Regions from separate parts of the Mus musculus genome. Here all the other regions are linked to region 6. The links are chromatin loops, found by intact Hi-C in ENCODE. Cell type or tissue: heart. All regions are shown on one strand. Each heading gives the region's core, and the rest is flanking DNA. Links, peaks and the distances in the headings are about the cores only.

What was found. Hi-C counts contacts between places; a loop is a spot of excess contacts. Peaks named below come from ENCODE experiments on the same cell type or tissue, not always from the same donor. Only the 100,000 strongest peaks of a DNase experiment are listed, where the experiment ranks them.
Region 1: a loop joins it to region 6, with 7 times the contacts of the local background. A loop is called at or near these places in 41 of 42 quality-filtered maps.
Region 2: it touches region 6 in a loop (2.4-fold over the local background); 18 of 42 quality-filtered maps call a loop at or near these places.
Region 3: a loop joins it to region 6, with 5 times the contacts of the local background. A loop is called at or near these places in 30 of 42 quality-filtered maps.
Region 4: it touches region 6 in a loop (2.0-fold over the local background); 7 of 42 quality-filtered maps call a loop at or near these places.
Region 5: it touches region 6 in a loop (4-fold over the local background); 2 of 42 quality-filtered maps call a loop at or near these places.

Annotation. Positions count from the first base shown.
Region 1 is chr2:35,647,314-35,652,442 of GRCm38, forward strand. All of the region lies in intron 2 of Dab2ip (disabled 2 interacting protein), which reads left to right. Among named protein-coding and RNA genes, the nearest start is that of Dab2ip, 28 kb to the left of the region's middle. In heart, for the core only: CTCF peaks have their summits at 2,576 (motif pointing right) and 4,349; DNase peaks (open chromatin) are centred at 2,588 and 4,358; H3K27ac peaks cover 940 bases.
Region 2 is chr2:35,727,106-35,732,234 of GRCm38, forward strand. It overlaps Dab2ip (disabled 2 interacting protein), which reads left to right. Exons shown (of 16, transcript NM_001114124.2): 15 at 321-408; 16 at 953-3,889. The coding sequence ends at 1,120. Among named protein-coding and RNA genes, the nearest start is that of 9030204H09Rik, 90 kb to the right of the region's middle. In heart, for the core only: a CTCF peak has its summit at 2,904 (motif pointing left); DNase peaks (open chromatin) are centred at 1,346, 1,696 and 2,616; H3K27ac peaks cover 2,378 bases.
Region 3 is chr2:35,537,717-35,542,845 of GRCm38, forward strand. No RefSeq gene overlaps it. Among named protein-coding and RNA genes, the nearest start is that of Gm13446, 18 kb to the right of the region's middle. In heart, for the core only: a CTCF peak has its summit at 2,026 (motif pointing right); DNase peaks (open chromatin) are centred at 2,035 and 3,325; H3K27ac peaks cover 2,622 bases.
Region 4 is chr2:35,766,407-35,771,535 of GRCm38, forward strand. The region is part of intron 9 of Ttll11 (tubulin tyrosine ligase-like family, member 11); the gene reads right to left. Among named protein-coding and RNA genes, the nearest start is that of 9030204H09Rik, 50 kb to the right of the region's middle. In heart, for the core only: no CTCF peak of the experiment used is centred there; a DNase peak (open chromatin) is centred at 2,655; H3K27ac peaks cover 2,227 bases.
Region 5 is chr2:35,604,978-35,610,106 of GRCm38, forward strand. It overlaps a transcript of Dab2ip not described here. Among named protein-coding and RNA genes, the nearest start is that of Dab2ip, 14 kb to the right of the region's middle. In heart, for the core only: no CTCF peak of the experiment used is centred there; no DNase peak of the experiment used is centred there; H3K4me3 peaks cover 27 bases; H3K27ac peaks cover 3,083 bases.
Region 6 is chr2:35,904,504-35,909,632 of GRCm38, forward strand. The region is part of intron 3 of Ttll11 (tubulin tyrosine ligase-like family, member 11); the gene reads right to left. All of the region lies in intron 2 of Gm35396 (predicted gene, 35396), which reads left to right. Among named protein-coding and RNA genes, the nearest start is that of Gm35396, 23 kb to the left of the region's middle. In heart, for the core only: a CTCF peak has its summit at 2,177 (motif pointing left); a DNase peak (open chromatin) is centred at 2,178.

The DNA.
Region 1 (5,129 bases), core at 514-4,513, 260 kb before region 6:
ATTCCTGAACACTTATTTTCTCCGGCCGTGGCATCCTCAGCTCCAGCTTGCAGCTGCTCCCTGTAGGCCCTGAGGGAGCCTGGGAACATGGTTTTGCCTGGGGGAGGCAGGTGAGATACCACAGGCTGTAATGAACCTGCCACTGTTGCTGCCATTGCAAACCTGGGTGACAGGATGTCACCATCTTTCACAGAAGGTGCCCTGTGGGAGATTGTGTGTCAGAGTAGATGGTCTCAAGGACTAGCAGAGGACTGGATCTGACAGAGGTCCCACCCAGCTGAGAGTGGATCTCCAGTTTGGGTTGTGTGTTCCCTCCCAGGGTTCTCACTCGTTCTGTGAGGCGCTATCCCCACGGCTGTTTCATAGGGCATGGGTGGCTAAGTGGGACATGGGTGACAGCCTCTTAGAGTGTGGGGCTAGAGAGAGCCTCAGTATTTTTCTTTGTGTGAAATGAAGATGATGGCCCTGTGCTTAATATTCTAATGTGGCTTCAAGGCCTGGTGCCAGCTTTGTGACTTGATCGAGTTGCGGGTCCTCCCTGTTCTCCTGCATGGCTTCCACTCTCAGTTGCAGTGAGCATGGGGCTGTGGCTCCCCAGGGGACCTGGGATAAAGATCCCATAGGGAAGGGGCTGAGAGTAGGTGACCACAGTGGCCTGTTTCTCTCTGGGAGGTGTTTGGGATTCCCACCCAGGTCTGCCTTCTCTGTACTGGGAAGGGGGAAGACAAAGATGAAAGGCCATGTAGGTGGTGGGGTTTACAGGTGTAGGGTCAACCCAAGCCAAGCCCTCCTGGGCCACAGTCTCCTAGTGTGTTCCCAAGAATCAGGCTGACCGGAGACAAGGAAATGCTGATAGCTGTGGTACCCTGGATGGCCCATTGGCCTTTTCCATCTCTAGGTGTGGGCTCAGTCCTTCCTCCTTCCTCTGTCCACCTAGGCATTGACCTTGAGCAGTCTAGCAGGGTTGGGGTGGGAGGTGGCAGAGGGTCTGGGAAATGAAACATGGAAGCCAGTTGATCCCTCCTTGGGAAGTTGAAAGTGGAGACTTTGAAGGTTCGGCTGAAATTAGGTCTCAGGGCTATATTTTGTGAGATGGAGAAGTGTCAGAGAGGAAGGCTGGGGGTGGGGGAACTGCAGAAGCTGCAGATAAACGTGGCATTGTGTTGAGCGTGGATGCTTCTAGAAGCAGGTCTTCTTGGTTCACTTTCACTAGTGTTGGGCTGTGCACAAACTGTGTTTCTGATTCAGGGACGGTGCCTGGGGTGCTGTGGGAACCCAGAATGAAGGCTCTCTGGCTAAAAGAAGATGAGAGAATTCTTACAGTGGGGACCTTTATGACTGGGTTTTAAGGGACATGCAGGAGTTTCTCAACAAAAGAGACAATAGTTAGAGGAAGATAGACCCAAACAGGAACAGACCAATGGTCCCGAGTGACGTGCTGGAAGCAGGAAGGAAAAGCTGAGGGAGAAGAAATGTGAGGGGCGTTAGTGGGAGCACAGAAGCCTTTGTACTTTGTACCCACTTGAGGTTTTCAGCTGTTCTGTCCTCTCCCTACCGTAGTCTCCCTATGTGTGAACAGGCGAGTAGAAGGTGGATGAGGTGGCCGAAGGATCTACCAATCTGGCCATGTGTGCCTTCTGCAGAAGGAGGCCCTTTTCTAGAGAGGGACTGTTTTAGGTAGGTTTTGGTCAGACCACCAGATGCAGGAGTTGTTCAGGATGTGCAGGTCTAGGGGGCAGCAACAATCTCCTGGCTGAATGAACAGGATTTGTGCTTATTCGGGGAGTCAGGGTGCCATTCAGGATGGGTTAAAGGATCAAGCCAACTGCTCTTCTCACCTAAGCCTTGATCCCCTGAGCTTACATGCCCTTGTGGGAGCCTGCTTGGTCAGTTACAGGAAGCACTAGCCCAGCCTGGGCAGCTTGGATAGGGACATGGAGAGGAAAGAAAGGGAACAAACACAGCTCTGCACACCTTCTTTGCAGCTCTAGAACCTTCCAGAGTGTCCCTTGGTCTCTGCCGGGGCCTCCCTTATGACCGTGAGGGTGTGAAGACTGCTTCTTGGGCTGTGTCACAGGCTCCTTACAGGCGTTCTCATTCAGGGTGGCATTCTGGGTTCAGTGAAGGGGAGGTGGAATGGTGTGAGGCTTTTCCTCTCGACCTGTGCTCCAGGGAGACAGTGCTGACGTCTCCCCACAGAGCACCTGGGAGGGCCACTGCTCCCCTCTGTGGGTAAGTCACCTGTCTCCAGACCTCTTTCTTCATCTCCAAACAGGGCAGCTGTGAGGGCTTCAAAGCCTGCAGGTAGGCGGTTAGCCGGTGTCTAACCCTGCTGCTTGTGTTTCAGGGTCCACCCTTCCCATACTTTGCCCAGAACCCCAGGTAGCGGGGCCTATTTCTCCCCCTTCACACTGTCCCTTACTGCCCCAAAGCAACAGCATCCCTGATAGAGCTCTGAGGTGCAGCTGGGACTAGGAGTTGGAGAGAGATGAGAGAGTGAGAGGCTTAGGAAACCAGAGCTAGTGTTCTAAGGGGACAGTAGCATGGGTAGAGCTGGCCTGTCTGCAGGCTGTTTTCTCACCAGCGGGAGGCAGCAGAGGGCAGCGAGTGGACATCTGGGTGGCTCTTAGTGAGAGCTGAGGTCTTAGTTTGTACCCCTGACCACAGGGAGCCATTGAGTTATGGAGGCTGCAGGATGATCTGTGGTGACAGTAACACTGGTCAGGGAACATCCGGTTGACCAATGACAGTTGGGGCTGGCTGAGCTGGCTTGGCCCGATTTCTTCAGAGAGCTGGATCTCTACTGTGGCCCTTGGGGTCATTGGAGGACCAAGGTTTGGGGCCACAGCAGGCTTGTATCAGGAGAGGCTCAGGGTGAAAGGCTAGTGTGTGAGCTGACAAGTAGGGTTAGGGCCCTGAAGTCACCAGGCTGGGCCTACTAAATGGTTAGACCCTGCCATACTGAATTGCCTAGAGGTTCCTTGGGCCCCTTGTTAGCTTCTCCACCACTTTGGGAGGGAATAGGGGGGCATTCCAGGTGAGGCAGATGGTGGGTCAGGTTCTCTGCACGGGGTTCCAAGCTCAGCATGGCTGACTATACTGACTGTGGTGACATGGTAGAGGATCATAAACCTGTTCTTGGCAGGTCCATGAGGCAGACTGCAGTGGTGTTCATTTCCTCCTTACAGTTCCAGGCCACACACACTTTGCTTTCTAAGATGACTACATTGAGCAGAGTGGAAGGGCCCGCTGAAGCTCCTTCCTCCAGCACTTGGATGTGGAAGGAGTCATGGACCTTAATGGCTTGCCTGTGGCCAGTCTGTGCTAGCCAGTATCATTTTTTAGTCCCCTCCTTATGGATGAGGAATGATAGACTCAGAGAGGGGGCACACTGTGCTGGGTCACACAGTAAGGGCCAGAGCTGACATCGGAATCCATGCTCCCCTCTCCCGCTTTCCCTTGCTCAACACAGTGCCTGAGAGGTTATTTCTTTGTACCCAACCTGTGGTCCTGCAGGCCCTATCCCCTTCCTGGATCAGGAGCCTGGACAGAGGTAAGGTTCAGATGCCGCCTTCCTGTTTCCACTTTCTTGCTCTCTGTGTGTATGTGTTTGTGTGTGTGTGCACATGTGTGTATCCATTAGTGTTTGTGTGTGTGCACAAGTGTGTATATGTTAGTATTTGTCTGTGTGCACATGTGTGTATCCATTAGTGTTTGTGTGTGTGCACATGTGTGTATCCATTAGTGTTTGTTTGTGTGTGTGCACATGTGTGTATCCATTAGTGTTTGTTTGTGTGCACATGTGTGTTGACTTTGAGGTCCCTTCTCAGCTTCTCTCCCTCTCTCTCCCTCTCTCCCCTCACTTCCTCTCCCTGAGACACAGGCTCTCTCACTATTAGCCTAGAGTTCACTGGTGTCTAGGTTCACTGACCAGACCTTGGGCTCCTGGTCTTCTGCCTCCCCTCTTAAGTGCTAAGAGGACAGGCATACACCATCATGCCTGGCTTATACCGTGCTGGGAATCAAGCTTAAGACTGTGTGTAGGCTGGGCAAGCACTGTACCACTGAACCACATCACCCTCCACCCCTCATTCCCTCACATTTTCCTGCTGTGAATACAAAGTGATCACATGGCACTGGGGTTGGATTACAGATGTAATTACATGTGAGTTCTTGGGCAGGGATTGTTTCTGAAGCCAGGAGGCCTTCTGTGGAGGTGGCAGATACTGACATCTGTTTCGTACACAAGTCTAACGTCTCGATGAATAACTGCCTGTGGATTGCTTAGAGAACATCTTAGAGAAGCCACACCCCTCCCCCGCCCTAGTGCCTCAGATGGCCTCTAGTGGGAGCAGGTGGCTCCATTTCTCTCTCCAGCCTGGCATCCGGGCATCCAGGGCCTGGAAGGACTGCCTCAGCCTCTGACTTCGGACTGGTTGATCTTTTTGCCACCTTTCCATCCCTTGCTTTGGTCTTCCTGGGCAGACATTCTCTTCCCAGCTCCAGGATGTGTCCTCATGTCCTTCCTCTCTTCCGCTCTGTCACTAACGATTCACTACGTGCCTCCCTTCCACCAGCTGATCATGACCTTCTCAAGGGCAGGACTGGCATCTGATTCCTTGGAATCCTCAGCTCCTGCTGCGGGCACCTGCTAGGGGCTGGTGGAGTGAAGGGGAGTTGAGGGGGGCAACAGGGAGCAAATTAATTAGATGGGGATGAAGTGGGGAGCAGCTACCTCTTCAAATCTACGTCTGTGGCCACTGTGACTACCAACTCTGAGATGAAGGTCTAGCTGGCCCACCAGCTCCTAGGAGCCCCAGAAGAACATCAGCTCTTGCCCAGACTTTGTTTCTGCCTCTGATCCTTCTGAGGCCACGACTCCCAGGGCAACCTGCAACTGCCAGATTGTGGGAGGACAATTGCCCGTGGTGCCATCTCCAAGTGCGTCTGTTTTCCTAGTGGAAAGGCATGTAGCCACGCTGCCTGCTGCCCCTGGGACTCCGGGTGCTGCTGCCCTTGCAGTTTGGCTTTCTTGCCGCTCAAGTCAGAGATCCCCTGGGATGTTCCCCATTGGTTAGCACTTCTCCCGGCCTTGCTCCAGGGCTAGCCCAGACTGTTGCGTGTCTGGG
Region 2 (5,129 bases), core at 725-4,724, 180 kb before region 6:
AGTGAGCCCCTGAACCTTGTGCCTTCACAAAGTCCATACCACCTCAGGAAACATGATAGAAGGGGGTCTAGAGCCTTCTCTAGAGCCTTCACCATATCCTCTGCCACAGATCCTATAACATGACATTCCTTGGGTCTTAGAAGTGCACTGGAATGGAAATAGCCCCAGAGAGCAGAGTTGCAGAGGGAGAGTTGAGGTCAAGACAGGGTAGCCCAGCCATGCCACTGCTTGGGGGACAGTTCTAGATAGGATGGTTTCCCACAGGCCCCACAGTATACTTCCTCCTCCTAGTGCTCCTGACTCTGCATTTCTGTTCACAGGTTGATGTCAGTGGAAGAAGAACTGAAGAAGGATCATGCAGAGATGCAAGCAGCTGTAGATTCCAAACAGAAGATCATCGATGCCCAGGTTGGGGCTCTGGCTACAGTGTTACAGAGTTTGGGGTAGTTCGAGTGTAACTAGCTTCTCTGGTATCCTTGGTTACACCTCAGTGTAAAAACCATGGACCAGGAACCAAGGTCTCTGGGCTCTGAGGATGCTAACCAGGGACTTATGGAAGTGGAGTAGGCAGGACTAGGAAGGTGAAAGAAGGCTAGGCAGAAGGGCTCTGGTCCCCAAGCCCCTTCACTCACAGCTGTGTCCCTTTCTCTGAATGCCCCAAGAATTGGCAGGTTTGGTTAGAGTGTAAGCTACATAGCCTAGGAAGGAGCTCTGGGTGTGTGACAGTGTGAGAGGAAAGGCTCTGCCTTCGAGCTCAGGTGCTATAGCTCCGCTTTAGCTTTGTATAGGTAGGAGGCAAATTATAAGGCCCCAGTCTGTGATAGCACAGAACCTGCCCAGCTACTCCACAGCTTGGGCCTAACACACTTCTCTGGCCTGTCGTGGTGCTCTCTGCTGGCTACTGCTGGCTAGAGCCCACCTCAAGCATCACTAATGCCCTCTTTGCCCACAGGAAAAGCGCATTGCCTCGCTGGATGCTGCCAATGCCCGCCTCATGAGTGCCCTCACACAGCTGAAAGAGAGGTACAGCATGCAAGCCCGTAACGGCGTCTCCCCCACCAACCCCACCAAATTGCAGATTACTGAGAACGGCGAGTTCAGAAACAGCAGCAATTGTTAACCTGCCTGAGGAGAGGGGGACTGTGGTGGCCCGGGACAGGGTCTCCGTCAGGAGACTCCCACAGTTGCAGGCTAGCCTGCAGTGGAGGGGGCGTAAGACTGATGGAGCGTGAGACTGAGGGCACAGTGGCCCCCCTTCTCTTTGCCCACCTGAACAGTGGGTGTGGGTAGAGGCAGCGGAGACTGCACTGGGGAGTGGGGCCAGTCTGCAGGGAGGCCTGCCGAATGTGTCTCTGGTTGTTGAGTTTGGTATGTGGCACCTTCTCTCTGAGCAGCCAGGTGCATGTACCCCTCCTTACCCTTTCCCATGGAGGAAGCTACCTGCAAAGGGCTCAAGGAAGGTTTAGGGGCCACTGCTGTGGGTTTCCCATGGCCCCCAGGACCTGATGGAGTAGTTGACAGGCAGAGTGGCCCCTGTTCATCTCTGCCCTGAGCCCCTGCCACTGCATGCAGCTGGTCAGGGACCCTTCCAGGGGGTGAGGAACTGAAGAACAGAACCTCGGTCCTATGCCCATCCCAGACGTGACACCCTCCACCCTCCTTCCCTTCCTTCCTTGCATTGCCAAACAGACAGCACTGCACTTTCTCTGCTGGGCCCTCATACCCGTGGGAGGAGCCATAGCTTCCCACACTTCACATGCGGGCCTGGCTCATGCTCTTGGAACTCCAGAAGCCAGAGAGCTGGGCAGAGGTGGCCAGGTTGCACCATGCGTTGTAGCTGCCTTCTCCAGGGTCCCAGTGTGGCCTGCACAGTGGCCCTGTGGGGAGAGGCCAGCCAGTGCTCACCCTGCAAAGGTGATCTCTCTTCTCTGATAGTTTAAGAAAGAATTCTAAAGCCTGCCGGCCCTGAGAAGGTGGATAACTGTGATTTTTTTTCCTTTCACAGTATGCATTAGAAACAAAAGCCCGCTTGCTCGCTTGCTGGAACACAGGGGCCTTTTAAATTGAGCGAGCGCACTGCATGGGAAATAGCGGCCCTGGAGGATGTTAGACTTGCTCCCTCTCCAAGACAGCAGCAGCCTGCACCAGGCCCCGTGTGCAGTCGCCTCTCCTCACCCTCCCAGCCCCAGCCAAGGACCCAGGCACTGCAGGCAGGGAGGGGCATCCCCCACAGCTGGGGCTGGTTTTCCCCAGCTCTAGGCTGTTCTGTAGCATATCTGTCCCTCCCCCCCCCCCCTTTGTGGGACAGAGAAGGGCAGGAGCTTGGGTCTTTCTTGGGTCCCCATCTGTTCCCACACTCTAGATTCCAAGCCCTGGTTCTGAGTCACCTAGGGCAGGAGCTAGGCTTTGCCCAGGCAGCAGAATGGGGCTAGGCAAGCTGCACTTAATGCTCCTAGAGTCCTCACTAGAAAGCGTGGACATCCTGAGGTGTGGCCTAGCTAGGCTGCGCCCTGTCCTCAGTCCACGATGGACAGGCAAGGGTAAAAGAACCCAGTTAGGCTGCAGACCAATGCTGGGAGAGGGCGTGGCTATCAAGGGTCAGAGACCTCAGGAAGGAAGGAGGTGGGGCTGAGGGCCTGCCACTGCCTCTTCCTGCCCCACTCCTGTCCACACCCCTGCTCCCATGCATTTCAGCAGGGGTGGCCTCTTGGGCAGGGCCTGGCCTGGCCTGGCCTGGCCTGGGTCTTGCCCTTCCACTGCCCAGGGAGCCCTGTTTTCCTCCTCACCCACACTCTCGCCCATGCCTCGTAAAGTGACCTCTGTCTGAGCGCCTCCTAGCAATATGGGGAGGTCCCCAGGCCTGGACAGGAGAGCGCAGGGCCAGATGCAATGGCCCCCTCTGGTGGGGTTGTTAGCTCTCAGGCCGAGAGCCTTATTTACCTAGTGCAAAAACTGTAAAAGTGTACAGACTCTCCACAGATTTTTATCTTAATTGCAAGTCTGCAATATTTTTTTTGTAAATTTTTTTTTTGTAAATGTTCTTGGTGTTTGACTGTAATGGAACTATTTCACCCAAGGGATGTACATAGTCCTTTAGTCCTGGTGCTGCGAGGGCTGGCCAGGACACTGCTCTCACGGTTGATATTAGAGCCTGGAGAACGGTGCTGGGCAGGACAAAGAGCTTTGCAGTCTAGGTGTCTGTCTGTCTGTTTCCTGCCCGGGGCATTGATTCGTTGGCTTTCAAGCATGCTGTTTGGGTGGAAGGTTGATGGGGGCAAATGCCCCAGTGGGGCCAGTAAAGCATCCTCCTGCCCACAGCAACGGCTTGGGGCGTCTGAGCTCTGCTTACAGCAAGGGCTGGAGTTGCCAGAGGCCCTGCTCTGGGAAGACCCTGGCCACTGACACCCAAGATCTGATGGAGAGAGCGGCCCCACCCTTGCCAACACAGACACCTGACCTTTTTGTTCAACTTGTGTGTTAGGGTGAAGGAAACTGCCAAACTTCCTCTGAGTGAAGACCTCTGACTGCCCAGGAGTAGGGGTGGGGACCAGGGCCAGAGCTCAACGTGTACCCCAGCACCTGCCCGAGGGACACTCCTCCCTCATACTCATAGGTCTGGGAGCCAGACTGTCCAGGGAACCAGCCCCTCTTTTCTATATACTCGGCCACAAGGCTACCCGATCCCCCACTGTGCCCAGCTCCCCCTTTTGTAAGTATGTGAAAAGGAAAAATGCAAAGGTTGGATCGGCCGGAGCCCTTCCCTCCAGTCGAGACTTTTAACCCTGTAATAATGTACAGAGAAGTTGTTGGTGTTCGAAGACTCCGTGTGGCTGTGCAATTTCTGTACATTTGCAATTAGAAATATTAAAGATTTATTTAGCTATTTTAAGCCTGACTTGCCTTTCTTCATCTGTGTCCTGGCTTGTTTTCCTACAGGTAACTGGATCTTGACCTAATACTGTTGTTCTAGTCATGACCCCTACCTGGGTGACCTGGGACTGCCCCTCCTCTCTGTGGAAAGCCCTGTGCTTGGGAGTGGAGCAGCTGACCTCTTAAAGGCCCTCCCGACCTGCACAGGCTGGGAGCCCCAGTGATTCCTGGGAGCTGAGAGCTGCCATGCTTCCTGCTGCAGAGGTTCTAGGTCGACCCTATTAATCTGCAACCTGATGAGAGAAGAGCTGAGCTCTGCTCTGCCCAGGGTTACCAGTGAGGGGAGGCTAAGGCTGGCTGACCCCACGCATCTAGTGCTTGGTTTTTAGGGTCAGGTTTTCCTGAGCTGGAAATGAACTCACTGAGAGCACTTCAGCCGTACCTGCTGGATGAGTGAGTGCCTTGCGTCCCCAGCGGTTTGTCCCGCATCTGTCAGTGTTTGGGATCCTGTCTTCTGATGTGCGATAACCCTGGGTTGAACATGAGCAGTTCAGCCTTACAAGGGCAAGAACACACAGAAGCCCAGAGCAAACTGGCACAAAAACACCTCCAGACCCCTAAAAAATAGAAAAGAAAAAGAAAAAAGCAGTTGGAGGGTTTTTAGGCCTTCTAATAAGCAAGGACCATCAAGCATTCACCCTCGTGAGAACAGATCTGTCTGTCAGATTGCAAATGAGAAATTGCCTACACTTGGCTACACCGAAACATAAAGAAAATGCCTACCCAGAGGCCAGTTTAGGCTACAGTGAGAAATGTATAAAAAACAAGCAGATAACACTACCAGGATTTTTTTTTTTTAAAAGAAACGAGTCTTGCAGTTAAATGAGGATTCCTGATCACATGTGATTCGTCTCCTCCCCAAACATCATTGTACTGACAAGATTAATGTGGGAGGAGATCCGAGGAGATAAGAAAATTGCTTAACTGTCAACTGGAAGCTGACGGGAAAGGTTTGCTTGCCCAGATCCTACCCAGAGGCTTAGGTGGGAGCCCCCAAGCATAGACAACCGTATAGTCAGAGCCAGGACAGCTGCCCCGCAGAGCCCTGAAAGGACGGTACTATATGCTGGCCATCATTCTCTGGAGAAATGGAACCCAGTGAGTTCTGACCTGGGGACACCAGCCACAGGGCTGAAAAGGGGAAGTGAGCCCGGCCTCGGTCCTTCTGCTCATTTTAGAGAGATTTCCTCAATGAAAGG
Region 3 (5,129 bases), core at 511-4,510, 370 kb before region 6:
TCTCTGCATTCAAGGCCAGCTTGGTCTACAGGGTGAGTTCCAAGACAGCCAAGCTTAGGCAATGAAGGAAACCACTGAAAACAGAAAGCTGGTAAAGATGTCATTGAACGAGGGGCCGTGTCCCAACCCCAGCAAGCAGAAGAACTTTGCAGCTTCAGTCACGTGGCTCTAGCTTTAGAGTCAAAAAGAAGAGAAAGAGGCTACCTCAGCTAAGAAAAGCCACTGTGGTCAGACATGTGTCAGGGTGTCCATGTGCAGCAGAGGCCACTGTGTGAAGCTTCGAAGGTGAAGCCTGGATTACCTCGCAGACTCCAAAGTGTTGGAGATGCCAGAGCCCTGGATACCTGTCGAGAAGACTGCTCACAGTGAGGGGACCAGCCCAAGGAAAAGAAGTGTGCTGCAGTCAATGAAGGTGACAGGGGTTGGAGATCTGACGTCAGACATGGAGATGCAGAATTTGGAGTTTGCCCAGTTGGCTTTCAGTCCAGTATCTCCTCACTGTGTGCGCTTTCCTCCCTTATGGAACTGTAATATGTATCCTGTGCCACTGTATGTTGGGAGTATGTGATCTGCTTTTTTACTTGGATTTTATACAGAATTACAGTCAAGAGATTGCATGAATCTCAGAGAAGACTTTGAACTTTGGACTTTTTAAACATTGTTGAGACTGTGATAGACCATGAGGACTTTTGGATTTGGGCTGAATGCATTTCTGCATTATGATATGGCTACAAGTCTACAAGGACCAGGGTGTGGACTGTGGTGGTTTGAATAGGAACGGACCCCGTAGATTCGAGTGTTTGAATACGTGGTCCATAGAGAGTGGCCCTATTAGGAGGTGTGGCTGTTTTGGAGTGGGTATAGCCTTATTGGAGGAAGTGTGTCACTGTGGGAGCAGGTTTTCAGATCTTAGATGCTCAAGCCCTTGCCCTGAAGGCTCACAGTTCTCTTATGCTGCCTGTGGATCAAGATGTAGAACTCTTAGCTCTTTCTCCAGCACCATGTCTGCTGGCATGGCACCATGCCTCCCACCATGGTGGTCATGGATTGAATCTCTGATACTCTGATCCAAGTCACAATTAAGTGTTTTCCTTTGTAAGAGCTGTCATGGACAGCTCTTTTCAGCAACGACAGCCTAACTAATACACCTAACATACACACTTACCTAAGATACACACACACACACACACACACACACACACACACACATACACACACACACACACACACAGGTATATTATTCAGCCTTAGGGAAACACAGCATTCTAATGTGGGCAAACCTTTGGAATGAAGCAAACAGATTAGTAAATATTGCATGATTTCATTCACATGAGGTATCCAGAGTTGTCATATTTGTAGGCATAGATGCTGCCCTTATTAAGCATAATTCTTTTGTTTCCTTGTTTGCATAAGGCCTCAGGATATAACAGGGCTGGCTTCTAACTCACAGTCTTCCTGCCTTGCTCCAAGGGCTGAGATTACAGGCCTGTGCCCCAGGCCTGCCTTGATTCAGACCTGGACACATGGAACCCAGTGTTTTACTGAACAACTAGGTCACAGCCATACTCAGACCTGGAAGGGACCATTCATCACTAGCTGTTTGGGCATTTTAACATACACAAGTCTCTGGGCCTCTTGGCTCCTTGTAAGGAAAGGCTCTAAAGCTGTTTCTGCACAGCGGGAGGGGAAAACCCTCTTAAGAGTGGCTCAGGCCTGGGCAGGGCCCTGGGCTCCAGTTTTGCAGCTATGACCTCGGTCTTTGCATTAAGCACTTCCTGCCATGGCGGTGGAATGTTCACACCACAGGGTAGGGGGACGCCCCCATCCCCCAGAGGCTTAGAGAAGATGCTCGGACCAACTTCAACCCTGCAGTCTTTGTTCAAACTAAAAGTTATCTCTCTACTTACTTCCCGACTTGCAGGCTCCCCGCTGTTCTCTGGTCTCTGCCCTCATTCCTTGATTTTAAACCAGGGGCCAAGTCTCTTACCTACTTTTGGGCTCGGACAGGAAGTTTCCCCCTGATTCCACCAGGGGGCGCGCGTGGGCCTTGCAAAGACCGAACAAGAATCTCAGGGAAGAGTCTGAAGTGCATGTAACCAGAGAGGCAGGGAAGCCTGGGACTGTAATGAGGGTCCCAAGGATGAGGCTCTGGTCCTGGGAGGTGTCTTGTCCCTCGGTTTGCTGGTCTAGAAAATGGGAGGAGGGCTACTAGGGCAAGCTTCTCAACCTTTTTTTTTTTTTAAATTAACATGATTTATTCTATTTTACAAATGTAATATTTTATTTTTCGAGAATTTCATGCAGGAGTCACTTAGACATCTTTTCTGAAAGCAGGCTTTGAGTCAGGGTCTGAGTATGGCCTGACCCATTTCTGATAGGCTCCCATGTGGTGTGCTTGCCTATGGCCCTGGGAATTATCTCCAGGGGATCTTCCAGGCCTAACCACAGATGAATTTCTGAGCTGGGCAGGAAGACCCTCTGGTCCTGAACAGCCCATCTCCCTTGCCTGTAATTCTAGAACTCAGGAGGCAGAGGCAAGGTGACTATGTGAAGCTGGAGGCCAGCCTGGTCTACAAGTGAGCTCTAGGTTTGCCTAAGCTACATAGCAGGCTCTGTTTCAAAACAGAAACCAACCAGCCGGGTGGTGACCCATGCTTTCAATCCCAGCATTGGGGAGGCAGAGGCAGGCAAATCTCTGTGAGTTCAAGCCTGGTCTACAGAGTGGTTCCAGGACAGCCAGGAGAAACCCTGTCTTGAAAAGCCAAAAAAACCAAACCAACCAGCCAGCCAGCCAAACAAAACCCCCAAAGCTCCTGCAAAGTGGCCTCCTGTGCAAGTGTGAGAGCGTGTGCGCGCACGCGCGCGCGCACACACACACACACACACACACACATACACGCGTGCGCGCGGATAAAGAAACAGGGAGAGTGGTGGTGAGCAAGCCTTCTATCAGGCAGACCCCAGGAACAGACCCTCTGCTGAAGCAGGCTATGAAAGAGGAAACCCCTGCTAAACATAGACCAGGGAGGAATTGATTTATCAAGTAGATACAATTCTAAATTTGCACAAAACTAATAACATAGCCTCAAAGTATGTAAAGCAAAAAAAAAAAATCATAATCAAGGGAACTAAAAGAAGAAATGAATTCTTCCTCTGGGGGGTGGGGGTGTCCCCCTACCCGGTGGTGGTGTGAACATTCTACTGTGGGTGGTATCTGCTGGCAGCAGCCCAGACGAAAAGGAGCATGGGAGAAGACGATTACGAGCTCTTTGCTCCCTCTCCTGCTGTCCAGTGAATTTGCCCTCCTCACAGCAGCCCCCACTTCCTGCTTCCTTCACTGATATCAGGCCAGGGTTTCCATAGCTGATTAGGGACCAGTGGCTCTCCAGGCTGTATGGGGACTCTGACTTTTGGAGTGAGCAACTTCTGCCAGAGTCCCCAGTGAGAGTCACTGTGGGAGTCCCCCAGCTTCTGAGCAGAGCAAGGGAGACATCCAGCCTCAAGGACTGAGCCCCTGCTGGGCACTCAGCCTCTCAGCTAAGATTCAACAATTGTTGGCATTTCAATATAACTGACTTAATTTCTGTAATATATACAAGGATGTATTCATTCCATTGTTTCTGAACCTCTAAAGAACCCTGAATGATTTCCAATGATGCCCGGAAAGATATGTGAGATTTTATTACTTTTTAATGTGAGAGTGGTCAGTGGAAGAAGGTATATTCATTTCTTCTTTTAGTTCCCTTGATTTTATTTTATTTTATTATTTTATTTTATTTTATTTTTTTGCTTTATATAGTTTGAGGCTATGTTACTAGTTTTGTGAAAATTTAGAATTGTATCTACTTGATAAATCAATTCTTCCCTGGTCTAGCAGGGGTTTCCTCTTTCATAGCCTGCTTCAGCAGGGGGTCTGTTGCTGGGGTCTGCCTGATAGAAGGCTTGCTCACCACCACTCTCCCTGTTTCTTTATCCGCATGCTTATTACACCTCCACTATAAGCATCACATATTGTTGCTGCTTTTAACCTAATAAGACGGTGTTTGTCTTTCTAGTGTAGTATGTAGTCTGCTTACATGTAATGCAGTTGCTCGTTCGTGCATTTGGCTTTGTCTCTCCGCTATTGTTCTCTTTTTCTCTTTCTTAACACCCTGGAATAATATAGCTGCATAAAGAAAGTGCCTTTCCAAAGTGTTGGAGATGTGGCTCAGTTGGTAAAGTACCTGACCCACAAGGACAAGGATATGAGTTTGTATCGCCAGCATGCAAGTATGAAGGCTGCGTGCATACGGTCACAAATCTCTGCAACCTGAGTGCGGGGTGGATCCCCAGAGCCCACAGGCCAATCAGTCTAGCCAATCGATGAGTGCTGGCTAGAGTGGTGAGCAACCCTGTTTCAAACATTATGATGAGAACTGAAGCCTTCTGATGGTGACCTCTGACCTCTACATGCTCATCCTCCTACAGGCACGCACTCCCATACACTGCACACATGTGCATACATACAAAATGGAAAGCGAAGGTGAAATACAGACCTTTCATTCAAATAACAAATGTATCGCTAGCACAGCGCCACAATTAGTGATGAGCTGGGCTGAGAAACAGTTCCAGCCAGGAACGTGGAGATAAGAAAGGAATAAACGTCAGTGAGGAAAATATCTGCTTAATTTAAACAAATTTGTCTGTACAAAACAATAATAATAACAATGCCATGTGGAGAGTGATATATAGAAAGAACTCAAATACCAGATGGTTCCAGATGACACCAGAACATGAATCAGGTGGGGTAAATAGGGTTTTAAATGGCCCGAGGTCCCTCATACCTGCATCAGTGGTGAGGGTGACGACATTCATTAGTGTTAGACTTGAACGAGTCAAGGTGCGCTGTGCTGCGCTGGCTTTAGGATTGCCACTTATAGAAAGGGACACTAACAATTAATAACACAGTGATATGATCAATATAAATACCAAACCCACCCGGAATGAAGTTTTAAGAGGATGTGTATGTGTGTGTAGAATACATTTTGACTTTTTAAATATGAAGCATAAGGAAACATCAAAGATAATTTTTTTTAAATGCTAATAAAAATCTCTTCTACTGGGACTGGAGAGGTGGCTCAGTGGTTAAG
Region 4 (5,129 bases), core at 411-4,410, 140 kb before region 6:
CCGCTCTGGGCCCCTCAGGTCTAGCACAGCTTTTTGAAGGAGTGGGTGTCTTCCTTCCCCTTCCACCTCTCACCTCTTGTCAGCTTCCCTCTGCAGCATCCACTGAGTGGCAGCTCCCCATCCCCCTGCCCCCTTGGCTGCTTGGTTCCCTTGTGCTGGGGTCCTCAGGGTGCTCCTCCCTTGCCCCCTTCCCTGTCCTCCCTGTCATTTATTAGCTGAGTTTTAAATACCTCCAGTGAGGAAATGCCATCTAAATTCCTCCCAGTCCTTATCTGCAGGCCACAGGGGCTTTTGCCTCTGGAATACCTCATTAGCATCTCAAAGAATCTGTTGTGGGCTTTCCTATCCTGTCTTTTTTACCTACCTTGATAAATGGCACCTCCACCTACCTACTTTCAGGAGTCAGAAACCCCGGGTCAGTTTTGAAACTTCTCTCCTACAACCTCAGCTTCCTGAAACACTTCATTCTGTACATCAAACACAGCAAGCCAAGCTCTCCACCTGCTGGGATGTTTGACCTCTGCCGGGCTGTGGGACACCTGTGCCCACCTCACCTGCCCTCCTGCCTCCGAAACTGCCTAATAGAGACCAGGTCAGCCCTGCATTCCCCTGACTGAAACTCAGGAGGGAATCCACACTCTCCTAAGTCCCTCATCCCTTTCTCTAGTGGGTTTGAACAGCAGTGTTCCCTTCCTACCATTCCACCCCATTCTGTCTCCAGAACACTCTCTAGGCCTACAATGCCCTGTCCCTGCATCCCGCCTGGTGACTCGTTGCATCTTTCTAATCTCAGTTGCTATTGACCATAGTGAGTTTATTTTTTTCAGTTGCACCTCCCTGATCCACCTCCTGAGAGAAATCACTCTATGCTATGCTCATTGAAAGGTATTTTCTTTTACAGAATTATATCTATCTATCTATCTATCTATCTATCTATCTATCTATCTATCTATAATACTTAGGTTACAGGAAGTTTTCTGTGTTACATGTCTGCCTGGCTGCTCTGAGCAACACCTGTGTGACACACAGCACAACTGTCATCCTACTTGGGCTATCAGTCACTATGCATGAAGACGGGAAGTGCCTCAGGTAGGCTCTGTGTGTGTGTGTGTGTGTGTGTGTGTGTGTGTGTGTGTGTGTGTGTATGTATGTATGTGTAACCAATGTGTCTGGCCTGGAGAAGACACCTGTGAATTAAGCTCCCTTCCTGATTTCATTAAGTCACCAGAGGGACCCAAGCTTGATGGGACAGCGTGTCCCTTGCAGGGCAGCTGCATAGACTCCATACACCCATGTGGTGGCCCTCTACACCCCAAGATGGTGGGTGGTGCCCTTTTACCTAGCTGCACCTTTGAGAATTTAGAGAAGCTGAAGGCTGGGCCTCGGGGGAGAAGGTGGGCTGTAGGGGTGATGTCCACTCACAAGGGGTCCCAGCCCTGTCCTCAAGGAGACAACCCCGAGGCGCTCTTCAGAGCCTGCCTGTCACTTGAGAGGTGAAAGGAGGTAGATCAGTGTCAGAAGATGGAGCAGTGGGTTCCAGCTTGACTCGCATTAGAACGTCACATGGAGCTCAGAGGCAGGAAGGGAAATGCTCCTTTATGCTGGAGTTTATTTTTGTCACCCTGTCAGAGAGAAATTGCAGCCCTGGGGGCATTGGAGCTGCACAGAATTACCCAAAACATTAACATGCAAATTGCCTTCTTTAGAGAAGGTAATTTTATTAGTGCACGAAAATCTGAAAAACCAGTTTCTTTCTTGTACGGTGCCTGGGCACAATCCTGTCCTGGAGCGCACTGGGGAAAGTGAGGAGAGACTTGAACTTTAGGATTTTGTCATCTTCTCTAGTCACACACCCTTAGCATGGCAGCTGGTGGCTGCCAGGTGGTGCTGCCCGGGATGGAGAGAGCAAGTGACTGCCTCGAGATCCATCCCACGTGCCTCAGAGAGCCCGAGGAGTGCCTAAGGAGTGCCTGGAAACCACTGTGGGGACTGGAAGCCTCCGCTCTGAGAACCAAGAGCCGCCTGTTCCTGTGGACGCTTAGTCACATCTATTTTAGAGCACATCTACTTCACAGAACTAAGTCACAGGCCCCCAAAGAGAACCAGGATCTGGCAGGAAGGCACTTGTGGGTATCAGAGGGGAGGGAAGGGAAGGGGAGGGGAGGGGAGAGGAGGAGAGGGGAGGAGAGGGGAGGGGAGGGAGTGCTGGGGCTGATATCAGGGATGGGCACTGCAGGAACTCTTAGGCAGGAAGGGTTTCACAGGGTCTGGTCAAGGCTGTTAAAATGGTGGGAATGGGAGGAATTCCGGGCAGGCAGAAACATCTGAGCAGGGGGGTAGAGATGGGGACCAGCAGTCTATAATAAAGGTGCCCATGGCAGGGGAAAATGGTGGAGGGATGGGGGATGGGAATGCAGAGAGTGCAGACAGCCAGCAGAGGTGCCTTCAAAGGCTGCTCTTTCACTCTGCTGTTGCCCAGTTTGTAACCTGTAGAGCTTGCTTAGAACAGAAAGAAAGAATTCCATGCCCCATGGGATTTTAGGAGGGAGGGGGTTTTCCCAGCCCAAGGGTGCCAAAATGACAGAAGGTTCTATGAGGCTGCGATTACATAAGGCTCCCTCCTCTTTTTAAGCAGTGAACAGGAAAAGCAGGGGCAGAGACGCCCACAGCCACCAAGAAGCTGCTGGGTGATGTCAGGTCTGCCCCAGCAGGGATGTGCACTCTTCCTGGGAGGCTCCACAACCTCCCTCACCCTCACCTGGATGGCAGCTGTGGCGCATAGCCATGGTGGGGGTACAGGGAACTTCTGAGAGACTCAGTGGTTGTCTTTTCTGAAGCCCAAGGGGGTAATGGTGTTGCTATTGGCATTTGGAGCTGAGTAGCTCTTTGCTGGGGCTGCCCAGGACATCATGGGGGTTTAGCAGTATCCCCAGCCACTGCCTGCTAGATGCTGGTGACAGTTCTGCCCACAGTGGTGACCAGACACGCTCACACCCTGGGAGAACTTGGGGCTCGGGCTTTAAGCCCTGTGACTTTCTGTTCCAGTGGAATGAATGCACACTTGAGAAGGAAACCTTGGCACTGTGCTCTCTGCTGGAGACCTTGGTCTAGCTGGGACCCTCCGAGAGCCCACGTGCAGACCGATCAGATAGCACTTTTGAGTTTTAGGACGCCCAGCTTTATCGCAAGATTCCACAGAAAGCCTCTGCCAGTGATTCGTGAGACACATTCATGGTAGGTGCTGACTGATGGAGCTGAGTGTGCCCAAGTTCCAGGTGGGGGCCGTGCATTCATGGAAGAGGCTCCCGGGGCCCCACGGTAGTCCAGGCTGGCCTTATACTTGTGATCCTCCTGCCTCATCCTCGCAGGTCACCATTGTGTCAATGTCGGCATCTGGTGGGTTATCTTCCCCACCCAAGTGGAAGGCTCTTGTGGTTTGGATGTAGAATAAACCTGGCTTGTGACCTGACACAAGCTAGAGTCCTCAGAGAGTCAATTGAGAAACTGCATCCAAAAGATCTGACTGTGTTTTTTAAATTAATGATTAATGTGGGAGGGCCTAGACCACTGTGGGTGGTGGGGCCCCTTGACTGGTGGTCCTGTCTTTTTGTATTTTAATAATGTATTTAATTTCATGCCCATTTGTGGTTTTGCCTGCATTCATGTCTGTGTGAGGGTGTCAGATCCTCTAGGCCTAGAGTTGCAGACCGTTGTGAGCTGCCATGTGGGTGCTGGGCAGAGCAGCCAGTGCTCTCAGCCACTGAGCCATGTCTCGAGCCCTGGCTCTGGGCGCTATAAGAAAGCATGATGAGCAGGCTCCTAAGGAGCACCCCTCCATGGCCTCTGCATCAGCTCATGCCCCAGATGCCTGCCCTGACTTCCTTCATCGGTGGACTGTGATGCAGAAGTGTGAACCAGATAAACCCTTCCCTCCCCATCTTTCTTTTGGTTACCTTGCTTCTCCACAGCAATAGAAGCCCGGGCTCAGCCCGGGACCCCAGCACACAGGTGGGGGATTATCAGGCTCCATTTAGGAAGGAGACTTCAGAAAAACCCAAAGGCAATGGGGGGAGAAAAATAAAGCCAATGGCATAAGAGGAAACCCAGGCCTCTGGCACCGGCAGCCACAGCACAGTGAACACAGCCTGGGCCCAGGCAAGATAAATATAAAACTCTCAGAAAGGAGGGCTCGAAAGAGAGTTAAAAATATTTTGAACTAAATAAAAATGAAAACAGAACACACTGAAGTGTGTGGGACACAGTGTAGTCAGATTTGCAGAATCAAATACATGGATTAGGCAAGACGTTCTGAAATTGGAAAAAGAAATGTTTTCAGGCTGGGTGTGGTGACTCACAGCCTTGACTTCTGCACTCAGGAGGTGGAGGCACAAGTGAATTTGGGGCCAGTCTGGTCTACACAGTGAGTTCCAAGCCAGTCAGGGTTACAGAGAAATCCTGTCTTACAGGAAAAGAAAAAAGTCTTATTTTAGGAAACAGAAAAAGAGCAAATTCAAAATGGCCAAAGATATGGTAAAAATCAGAAAACAAATCTATGAAATTAGACACGAAATCAACAAGAAAAATCAATAAAACAGAGGAGTTTATCCTTGTGGGTGGGGATGGGGGATCAATAGAACTGATGAGCCTCTAGCCAGCTTAACTGAGGAGAAAAAGAAGATCGCTAACTACTAATTATACATTACTAATATCAGCAACCAGAGCAAGGGTCCTAATGTTAGCATCAGAAGTGTACCCCCCACCTAGGGCCACGCATGAGCGTCATGGATGACACCTATGCCTGTGAATTTAGTAATTCAGGTGACAATTTACCAAAATTTACATAAGGAAACTCATAATCCAACGAACTTAATAGCTCCTAGAGAAAGTTGATGAATAATTAACAGCTTTCCCTGCCCCCAAAAAGCACCAGGCCCTAAAGGGCTCCTCACTGTGAGTTCTCCCAGATGTTTAAAAGAAAATGGAGCTAAGCCACGTTAGACTGTTTAGAACAGAGACGGAGCACAGGTGTTCAGGCGCGTGCTCTGTAGCATTCTAGAAGCTTCCCAGCCTTCTTTGTTCTTACTTCAGTATTATCCCCCTGTAGTCTGATAACACCTTATCGAATTCTC
Region 5 (5,129 bases), core at 444-4,443, 300 kb before region 6:
CACTCCCCTAACGTCTCATTACAATTACACGTCGCAATCCCTGCAATTATCGTTGTAGGCGATAAGCCGCCCTAGCATTCCCCATGCAGTAGTTCTATAAGAAATCATGGCTTCCGTGTCGTGGGGTAGCTATGGATATCTCGAAATGATACTGGTTTTGCTCATCATACCTCAGAAGATGGCAGTCGTTATGAGCTCTAGATCTTGGGATTTCTGACACAAGTCAAAAAGTTGCACATCATTACAGTGTTCTTAGAGAGGGCGTGATAAGCACATTTCAGCGCTGTGTGTGTGTGTGTGTGTGTGTGTGGTGAGTATATGAGTGGTATGAATATGTGCTTGTTTGTGTTTGTTCATGCCAGGGGTGGTATGGGTACCCACGTGCCCCCGCCCTTGTGTGGGGAGTAGAGGATACCTTCGGGTGTGGGTCCTCACCTCTCCTTGGCTGACTTGATGAGCATGTTTCTGGGTCTCTTCACAATAGGTTAGTAGGCACAGGGGCCTCTGGGCATCCTCCACCTCTTGTCCCATCTCTTCATAGAGGCGCAGGGATTACAGAAGCTTGTGCTTGCATTATTGCACCCCGTTCCCATGGTTTCTGGGTACCAGGATGCAGGTTCTTGGTTTTGAACAGCAAATATTTGTATGTGCCGAACCACCCCACAGCCCCCAGTCCCAGTCCCTAGTAGTTTATACCTTTTAAATAGGTTTTTCTATAAAGATGTCCTTAGGCATTATCAGAGGCTAAAGTGGTTCACAATAGGGAGAAAGACGAAATCTTCTCTCTGTGACTAGGGAACTGTGTCCACAGGCTGGCACAGGCTTCTCTGGTCACCCTTATTATCAGGGACTATGTCTCATTGTCAGGTAGACCACAGTAGGTACCATATAAGCTTGCTTCATGAACCTGATTGCTAAGAGCAAACAACATTGTCTTCCAGGAGTTGCTGGGGGCTGCTGGGGGTGGGATGGCGGTACAGCAGGGGCCTGCATTCTGCTGACTCTTCAAGGGAGACAGTGAGAACAGGGAGAGGCCCCTCCTCCCGGAGTAACTTGGTTTCTGTCCTGGGAAGGCTTTGCAGAGATTGCATTGCATTTGAATCTTGAGGATTTGGAAATGAGAACATGGGGGTGATAAGCATATTTAACCGAAGAACTAGATCCCAGAAAGCAGCTGGCACAGAGAAGACCATAGAGAAAGCACAGAGGTCATGGGGGCCAGGTGGAGGCCCAAAGCCAGGCAGAGAAGCTTGGATCTGGACTGGCAGTCCGGGGACCAGGCTTTTTGTGTCAAGGTCACGCCTTGATCTTGAAAGGACAAGAGGGACTGAGGCAGAAGGCTAGCTAAGAGATCTGGAGTGGATCTGAGCCCCACTAACAGTCCTCATGGGGACAAAGGCGTCCCAGCTAAAGACTAAGGTGGGAGGTACTGGGTTAGGCTCTGGGTTTGAGCCATTCTCTGCTTCCTGGCACAGGTACATCAGTTATTCGTGGGAGGTTTAAGGTGGAAACAGCACACAACCTGTAGGGTTGTATGCGAGCGCAGAGATGGGCACTAGAGCTCAGCGTAGAACCTGGCTCCAAGGATGCTCAGGTTTCCCTCAGCTTAGCTCATTCATTATCTGAGAGAAACAAACATGTGCTGGGTAGCATCCTAGATGAGAGGAGGGTCAGGAGAGGCGAGGCCAGGCCTGAGGTATCAGACAAACACTGAGGCTGTGGCGGCACGATTGGCATCTGAGGTCAGATCAGGGTTTTAGCAGCCATCTTCCCCAAAGCCTCCAAGGACTCCAGCTGGGACCCCACCCCTCCTTCCTGTCTTCTACTCAGCTTTACTGTAGTGAGGCCCATGCTGCTCCCCATCCCAGGAAGGGTGGGAATGAAAATTCCCCCTCCTGGTAGGGGGACCTAACCCTGGGCTTCTCCTCCAGGAGGCTCAGGGTCAGGGTGGGAAAGTAAGGGGCTCAGATGGGGCATTAGGAACTGCAAGGAGGGATTAGATCCCCGTCTTACTGTGAGTGGCCCAGAGGGCTTCATGGAGGAGAAATACTGGAGACACTGGCTGTGAGTGATGGACTGTCTTTAAATCCAGGATGTGGCTCTGAGCACTGCTCACACTCTTTCCTTCTGGGGTTCTTTTGTTTTGGTTTTTGTTTTGTTTTTGAGCTAGGGCCTCATGTAGCCCAGGTCGGCCTCAACCTCTCTGTGTGGCCAAAGATGGATCTGGCTTATCAGGTGCTGGGGATGGGACCAGGATCGCATGCATGCCAGGCAAGCCCCGTACCAAGTGAGCTACGTCCTTGGCCTGCAGTCCTTTATGCCCTTTTCCCACACAGTTGGCCTCGACTCTGATTTGGGGACCCCACACCCCACAACTCTCCCTCTTCCCTGGTTGTAGCCTTCCACATTCACTTTGCGGAAGGACCTTTCTGCCGGGGGACGTCTGCCCGTGGTGGACGATCAATTTGCCATGCGGAAGCATATTTGGGGGCTTTAATCTTCTTAATAAATTGCTCTCAGATTGTGCATGATTAAACCCCCGGAAAATTCATGAGCACGCTGGGGATAGAGACCTCTTCGGGAAGGTTTGACATGAGCGACACAATAAACACAGCTTCTAAATTGGGTCAGGGAAGCCTCTGAGGTCCAGCGCAGGACGTTCCCGTGGCCCTCCCCAGGCCTATAAATTAATCATGCACACAAAGAGGGCCTTGTCCATTCTCCTCAGCGCCAGGGGTTGTATCTCTGCCCACTGACCCCACCCCCACCCCCTTCCTTGCTGTCTGACTGCCCAGTGAGGCATTTCAGCTTCTGGCCTTTGTTATTCCTGTCTCCACAGCAAGGTGGGTGTACATTTCAGCAAGAGAGATGTAGGTTAGATATGGGGAAGAACTTCCTGGCTGACCGCATCGTGGTGTGAAATACGGGAATAGGTTGTACAGGTAATTCAAAGACACTCTTTCCTGTAGGAGTTGAAAACCTGTCAGGCTCTACCCTACGGTGACACTCTTGGGCTACTGTCTGTGGCAGAGGCAGCCTCAGGACCTGGCCTGAAAATGCCTCTTTCTGGAACAGTTAGCACCCCTGTGGTCTAAGTGATCCGATGAATGAGACCGGACTAGCACCCTTAAGCCCAAATCGTCAGTGCGGTCTAGAAGGGGACATTTGCCGGGAGGCTTCTGCAGACCTCAGCTCTGGCTTGGTGAGATGGCTCATCGGATACAGTGCTTGCCAGCACTGCACAACACCAGGCTTAGTGGCATAGACCTATAATCCCAGCATCCAAAGGCTCAAGGTTTTCCTCAGCTACATAATGAATTTAAGGCTAGCTTGGGCTACATAAAAGCCTATTTTAAAAAAAAGAAATCTCAGTATGCTCACCTTATATCCCATGCCAACTGCCTGTCAGAATCCTAGCCAGGTAGCTCACATGCTACCTCCTCTGGGAAGCCTTCCTGGGTTACCACCCCATCCTATCCCACCCCCACGTGAACAGTTGTTAGTTACTTCTTTCTGCTTTTTTTGTCTCCTCAGCCTCTGTCCCTGTCTGCCTACACCTGTGGGAACCCTCATATGCCACTAAAGTGTCAGCTTTCTAGGGACAAGGACTATAGTGGACTCCTCTTGGGGACACATAATCTCCCTTCCCAGACCATATTAGAACTTGCCTGGGCTTTCAAGTACCAGGTCCTGGGGTTGCCCCCCCCCATTTACTTCAGGGTAGGTACTACATCCCAAGGGCAGTTGTGGGAATCCTGGAGCATTGAGATAGGAGAGAGAGAGATAGAGATAGAGAGAGAGAGAGAGAGAAAGAGAGAGAGAGAGAGAGAGAGAGAGATCACACATGAGTACAGAAGTATGGGGCAGAGGCTGTGACTGGCCTGACTAGACCTCATTGGGTTTCATGTTGAGGTTTTTCCCCCTCTCTCTGCTAATGCCTGACAGAGTAGGTCTTTGCGGGTGGGGGGGGAATTCCTTCGGCATAGGAACCCCAAGCTGAGACACTGTGGCCTTGGGTAACCCCTGTGCATTGTCACCAGCCACACCTGTCCTAGCACAAGCCTAGGCAAGTGTGCCATTTGGAAAGAATAATGTGCAGGTCCGGGCTGGCCGTGAAGTTGGGACTCATGGTCAGCCCCACGGGGAAGGAGGGAGGCCTTACATTGGTGGATGTGGGGTGGGGAGACCCAGGAGGAAGGATCCCGGTGCTACAGCTTTCCAGAAGCTTCTGTCAGCATGCTTACCCTATGGTGGGGCTACCCTCTGCTGTTGCTTACGGGAGCCTCAGAGTGTTGTCCCTCCCTAGAGAGCTTCATACTGGGCTCTGGTGAAGCCATGGAGTGTGCCTGTGGATGCACACCCATACATATGCACGTGAGTGTGAATGTTAGGGTGGACGGGTGTGTATCCGTGTATGAACATGTGGGTGTGCCTAAGTGTAGGCACGTGCCTGTGAGTGGGAGGGGGCTTGTGTGCAGAGCCGGAGCTAGGCAGAGCTTTGCTCTGGAACTGGCTGCAGGCTGGCATCGATGCCTCAGGAGATCAGCAGGTGGAGAGAGAGAGCCACTGAGAGCATGTGGGTCAGGGAGGCCTCTGGGCTGTTCACTAGATGGCCCTGACTCAGTGCCTAAAAATAATACCAGATCCCACATGCGCTAGAGAACATGCCAGGCTCCTTCAGCCCCGTGAACTCACTTCAGCCTCCCGTAGCCCATGAGGAAGTGGGTTCCAACTTAGTCTGGATTTATCGCCAGGGATGCTGCGTTCTAGTCGAATGTGGGGAGGCTCAAGGCTGGAGTTGACAGAATGGAGATGGGAATCCTCAGGCTTCTGAGGACCTGCGTACAGTGTGCTGGCTCCTGAAGAGCTCTGGAGATACAGGATGAAGGGAGAAACTGTTAGCCTTGCCTGCTGCAGGGAGGCTGAGAGAGGTCGGATGGTGAGAGGCAGGCACACCAAGGACAGCTGGTGTAATAGTGACTTCTGTGAGTGGGGGCTTTAAAGTCTGGCCTTGGTGAAGGGAAGGTGTCCTGATGTAGAGAGGGCAGGGTGTCTCATGAGTGAAGACACACTAGTGGGAGGCCAGTGGGGATGCCTGCAGGGCCTCAGATACATGGCACAATACAGGC
Region 6 (5,129 bases), core at 464-4,463:
CAGAAGGCCTGAGCCATCCAGACATCTTTGTTGGGGTGCTTTGGGAAGCTATGGAAGAAGGTGGGCTGAAATGCTCAGAGAAGACATGTGAAGACAGACACCTTGCTCTCTGTAGCTCCTGGCATGGAAGCTCTCTTCTGAGCCATCCCCAGGAGCAGTGCCCGACTTGCAGGAGAAGTCGATGATGGTCTGGCGCTGGCCTCCCGTCAGCCTTTGCCTTCGCTGTGCAAGCCTGACCCAGGCCACCCACTCTCTAGAATGCACTTATCTCTTTGACTGGCCTATATTTCTAGCTGAAGCTTTTGCCGATTCCTGGGTCTTGTAAAAGATCCTTAACAATGGAGGGACACTTACAGCCTTGATAATGGCTCCCATCAATTGTGTCCTCCACGTCAGCAGGATTCCAGAACAGAACTTCACAAGAGATCAATGCGGGCTCCCTCTCAGGCCCAACCTCCTCACAGCCTTTCCTGCAACAGTGACCTTGACGCTTATGTCATTATTTAATATTCATCCGAAGCATCCACACGCACAGCCTTTACAGCAAACATGGCTGCTATGGACGAACGACAGCCGTGGATCAGCAAGTGAAAAATGTCAAGTTTGCACTGGTGGGTAATTTTTCCCTCTAGAAAGCTTTTGCTAGGCCGATGATACTAACAGTTCAATATATTATCAGAGTGATATTTTCTCCTTTGAATTCAGGGTATGTGCCTTAAATAAATTAAACTACATGGTCAATAGTCTCTGTCATTCATTACAGTGTTAAATATTTCTTCCTCTCTGTGCCAGAGTCATTACAAATCAAGATTATTAATTCTAAGAGAATCGTTGAATTTTCTGAACCAAAAGGATCCTCGGAGACCGACATCATCCCATCTGCTCATAATGCAGAGGGGAGGCTGAGGCTGAGGGAAGGGGCGGGGCCCGCCTGGGGTCCCATGATTGGCTAGCGAGGCAGGTGGGGTGAGAGCCTAGGTCTTTGATCCCACCTCAGGTTCCCTGTGACAATTTTATTTTTGATAAGATAAAATGAAAGACCCGTTTTTCTGATTCCTATAGCAAAGACTTTTTGTTTTGTTTTGTTTTGATTTGTTTTGTTTTGTTTTGTTTCAAGAGAGAGTTTCTCTGTGTAGATCAGGCTGGCCTTGAACTCAGAAATCCCGCCTGCTTCTGCCTCCCAAGTGCTGGAATTAAAGGCGTGCGCCACTACTAATCAGCCAAAGACTTTAATATCTCAGCCATTACTAATATCTGGGCTCTGACCTCACCCTGAACATGGCTGTCTTGGAACTGTGTCTTTGAATCCTGAGCTGTCTGGGATACCCCAACCCCAAATCTTCAGTCTGGGTTCCTAATGTGTTCAAAAGTGCCACAGCCTGGCTCACTAACTGCTCTGCAGGCAGGACCTAAGTGTGACCCCCAGCACCCACATAAGAAAGCTAGACATGGTGGTGTAACACTGTGATTCCAGATCTAGGGAGGCAGAGACAGGAGGAACCCAGGGCTGGCTGCCCACTGGGCTCCAGGCACAATGAGAGACCTTGTCTTAAAACGGGTAAAGAGCAATTGAGAAGGACCGTTGGCTTTGACATTTGACCTCTGACCTCTGACCTCCACACATATGCACATACAAGTGCTGGGTCTAGGAAATGAGGTTGCTATATTTCCAGTCCCCTCAGCCATTACTTTAGCCAAAAAAAAAAAAAAAAAAAAAACAGAATTCCTATCTTCTGAACCTTTCTGGTTTTGCTTAACAGACATCTTTCCACTCAACGACTGAAGCTAAATATAGCTTCTGTCTCTGGGCCCAACCTCACCCTCACCTTCCACTGAAACTCTGACGATTCTGGCTGAAGCCTGAATATGTGATTCTGTCGTGTGCACTGAGAACCACCGGACTAAAGTGAATTAATTAAGCCAAAATAGCATCTGAAGCCACTGTCTGAAATGAAGTTCTATGCCTTAGTGTTGGCCGGAATGTGAGGAAGACGGCTCTTAAACTACAGCTGATGGTATCTTTGGTTTATCCAACTCTGCTGTCGGATGTGAAATCCATTATCTTGTAACTGTATACTCGGATGGCTGAAAGAGATACATAGGGGATGCCGGCTGGCTTGCCTGGCACTCAGGAGGCTTATTGAAAATTTTCTGCACCTTTACTGCCCCCTAGTGGTATTCTGGAAAGGCGTCTGAGAAAGCCTGGCTTTCCAACATTACTTAAGTGGGATATTATTAGCCTGAAAACGGAAGGGAATGATAAGACCAAAACCTTGAGCACTCTGTGCAGAGAAACAAGCCAAACACAAAACCAAAAGGACTTTAGGATCCCACTGTGCAAGGTCCCCAAGAAGTCAAATTCTTAAGAATTTGAAGTGGCAAGAATACAGAAATAGAAGGGGTTGGGGTTGGGGGTGGGGTGGGGTGGTTAGTAGAGTTAGCAATTTAATAAGGACAGAATTTCAGTTACTTAAGGTTTTAAAAATTCTACAGTTGGATTGGGCAATATTTGTACCACTGAACTTTACCCTCCAAAAATTATGAAGCTGATAGAGTCCCTGCACCCAAGCATGTGGGCCTAGGTTCTAGCCCCAGCAACCAGATAAAAAGCTGGGCATGTGGCATGTGCCTATAATGCCAGAATCGGGGTGGGGTGGGCAGCACTGTGACAGGCAGATCCCAGCAGCTCTCTGATTGGCCAGCATAGCGGAAGCGATGAACTCCAGGTAGTCTGGAAAGCTAACACCAAGGACTAGCTCAGAGATTCTTGACAGCAGTCTCTGGTCTCCATGTGTACACACATACGTGTGCGTACATCTATGTGAAAACATACGTGTACCCTCCCTGCCACACAAAAGAAAAAATAGGCAAAGCTGGTAAACTTTTGTTATGTGTGTTTGCACCAATTAGCCTTCGCTGAGTTGAAAGAAGTGTAAACCAGAAAAATCTGGATTTTGGCTCCAGTGTTGCTAGGATATTTCTGCCTGTCATGTGACCATGGAAGGTCACTGGACTTTCTTCTGTGCTCTGCCATGTTCACCTATAAAATTGAGGGTTTACTAGAAGGTCCTGGGGCTCAACCAGCTAACTAGTGCTAAGCAGGGGATTCTCTATTGGAGGCTGTATCACAAACATTCATGGAACCACCAGAGAGATCATGCTGTGCGTTACCATCAGCACACAGGGTGACCTGTGAGCTCAGGGATTTGCACGGGAGATTTATGACGAGTTTGCATCAAGCAGGCAAGGCCTGTGTGAGAAGCAAGGCAGAGCACCTGGAGGGAGGAAGTTCAGCAGCCAGACTAGAAAGCCACAGAGCGTTATTAGCAACAAGGGGAAAGCATGGGGACAAGTTCTGAATTATGATGACACCAGAGATGTCAAAGATAGTTAGAGCCATGTTTTGTCACATTGGAAGACCTACGTTTCATTCTAACAATGCAGGCCATTGGTGTCATGGGAACGGGCTGTGGATCTTCAGGACAAACAAGACTCTGATAGACAAAGTGTGTACTGGGCAGGACACAAGGGACCAGTCCAACAGCTGTGAGGTCTGAGACTCAAGGGAAATTCCAACTCTTGATGTACACAACAATTCCTGAGGCCAGCTAAGACTGAAGCTGCTGTCATGTAGGTGACCCAGGCCAAACAAGAAGGGCAACACGGGCCATCTGAGAGGCAAAGTGGGAGGTGATGAGGGTGGTTGCAAAGAACAACTTGAGTAGATGGCAAAGCAGGAGAGAACAGAAGACATTCAGGAGACTGCCAATGGTGGAGAACAGCAAGAGAATGACCACTAATGTCAGGAATAGACATAAGCCTCCACTCATGAGATCACACAAGACTCCCACTCAAGAGATCACACAAGACTCCCACTCATGAGGTCACACAAGACTCCCATTCAAGAGATCACACAAGACTCCCACTCAAGAGATCACACAAGACTCCCACTCATGATATCACACAAGAGTCCCACTCGGGAGATCACACAAGATTCACACTTATGAGGCTACACAAGACTCCCACTCATGAGATCATACAAGACTTCCACTTATGATCACACAGACTCCCACTCAAGATATCACACAAGACTCACACTCATGGGGGTCACACAAGACTCCCACTCACGAGCTAAATAGGAGCCACTCAAGACACTATGGTTCAGGCCCTGTTCTGCACACTGCATCTCATTTAATCCTCACAACCATCTTATTTTATAGACCAGAAAATAGAGGGCCAGAGATGTCTATTAACCTTCCAAAAGTAACACAGCCAATAGGGTGTGAAGCCAGGGTTTGAATCCAGGCAGTCAGATTCTAGAATCCATGTCCAAAGGGAAAAGCTCATGCCCGAGTATGAGAAGCAAGCCTGATTGGAAAGAATCTTGATGAATATCCCTTTGGGGAGTCAGGATGATGATACTCTGCAAAGGTGGCAACTTTGTGCTTTCGAGAAGGAAGAAACTAATTGATGTGTATGATTACAGGAAGATCCTTCAGCTGCGAGATAGAAAATGTCCTGGAGGAGGCAGATGTCCAAGGACAGAGAGGAAATGCTTGAGCAACATTCTGGAGGCAAAATACACAGCTGTGTACCTAAACCTCACCAGGTCCTTCCTCCTCCTTTCCGTTATTTAGATCAAGCATCTCATCGCAGTGAGAAGAAACCAGGGCCTCGTGGGCCGATGACTTCCAACGTCCTGTTAGGGAGCTAAGAGGAAGGGAGATTTAGCAGGAGCAGGGGAGGAGATGATCCAGATATTGGGACAAAAAGGAAACAGCTGGGAAGTGCTTACTGTCACTTCATGTCTTTGTTACTTTTCTGTTGCTGTGCTAAACGCCATGACCAAGGCGACTTATGGAAGAGAGTGATGGCTGAAGAACAAGCTGACAGCTCACATCTTGAGTGACAGACAGGAAGCAGAGAGCACACACTAGAAATGGCTTCTTTACACTCTCCAAACCTACCTCTAGAGATATACCTCCCCCAACAAGGCTGTACCTCCTGAACCTCCCCAACACTGCCACCAACTGGAGACCAAGTGTTCAAATACTCTCTCATGCCTATAGAAGACATACTTATTGCAAAGTCAGCAGGTGATGACGCCTGCCGCAGAGGCATGTCCTATC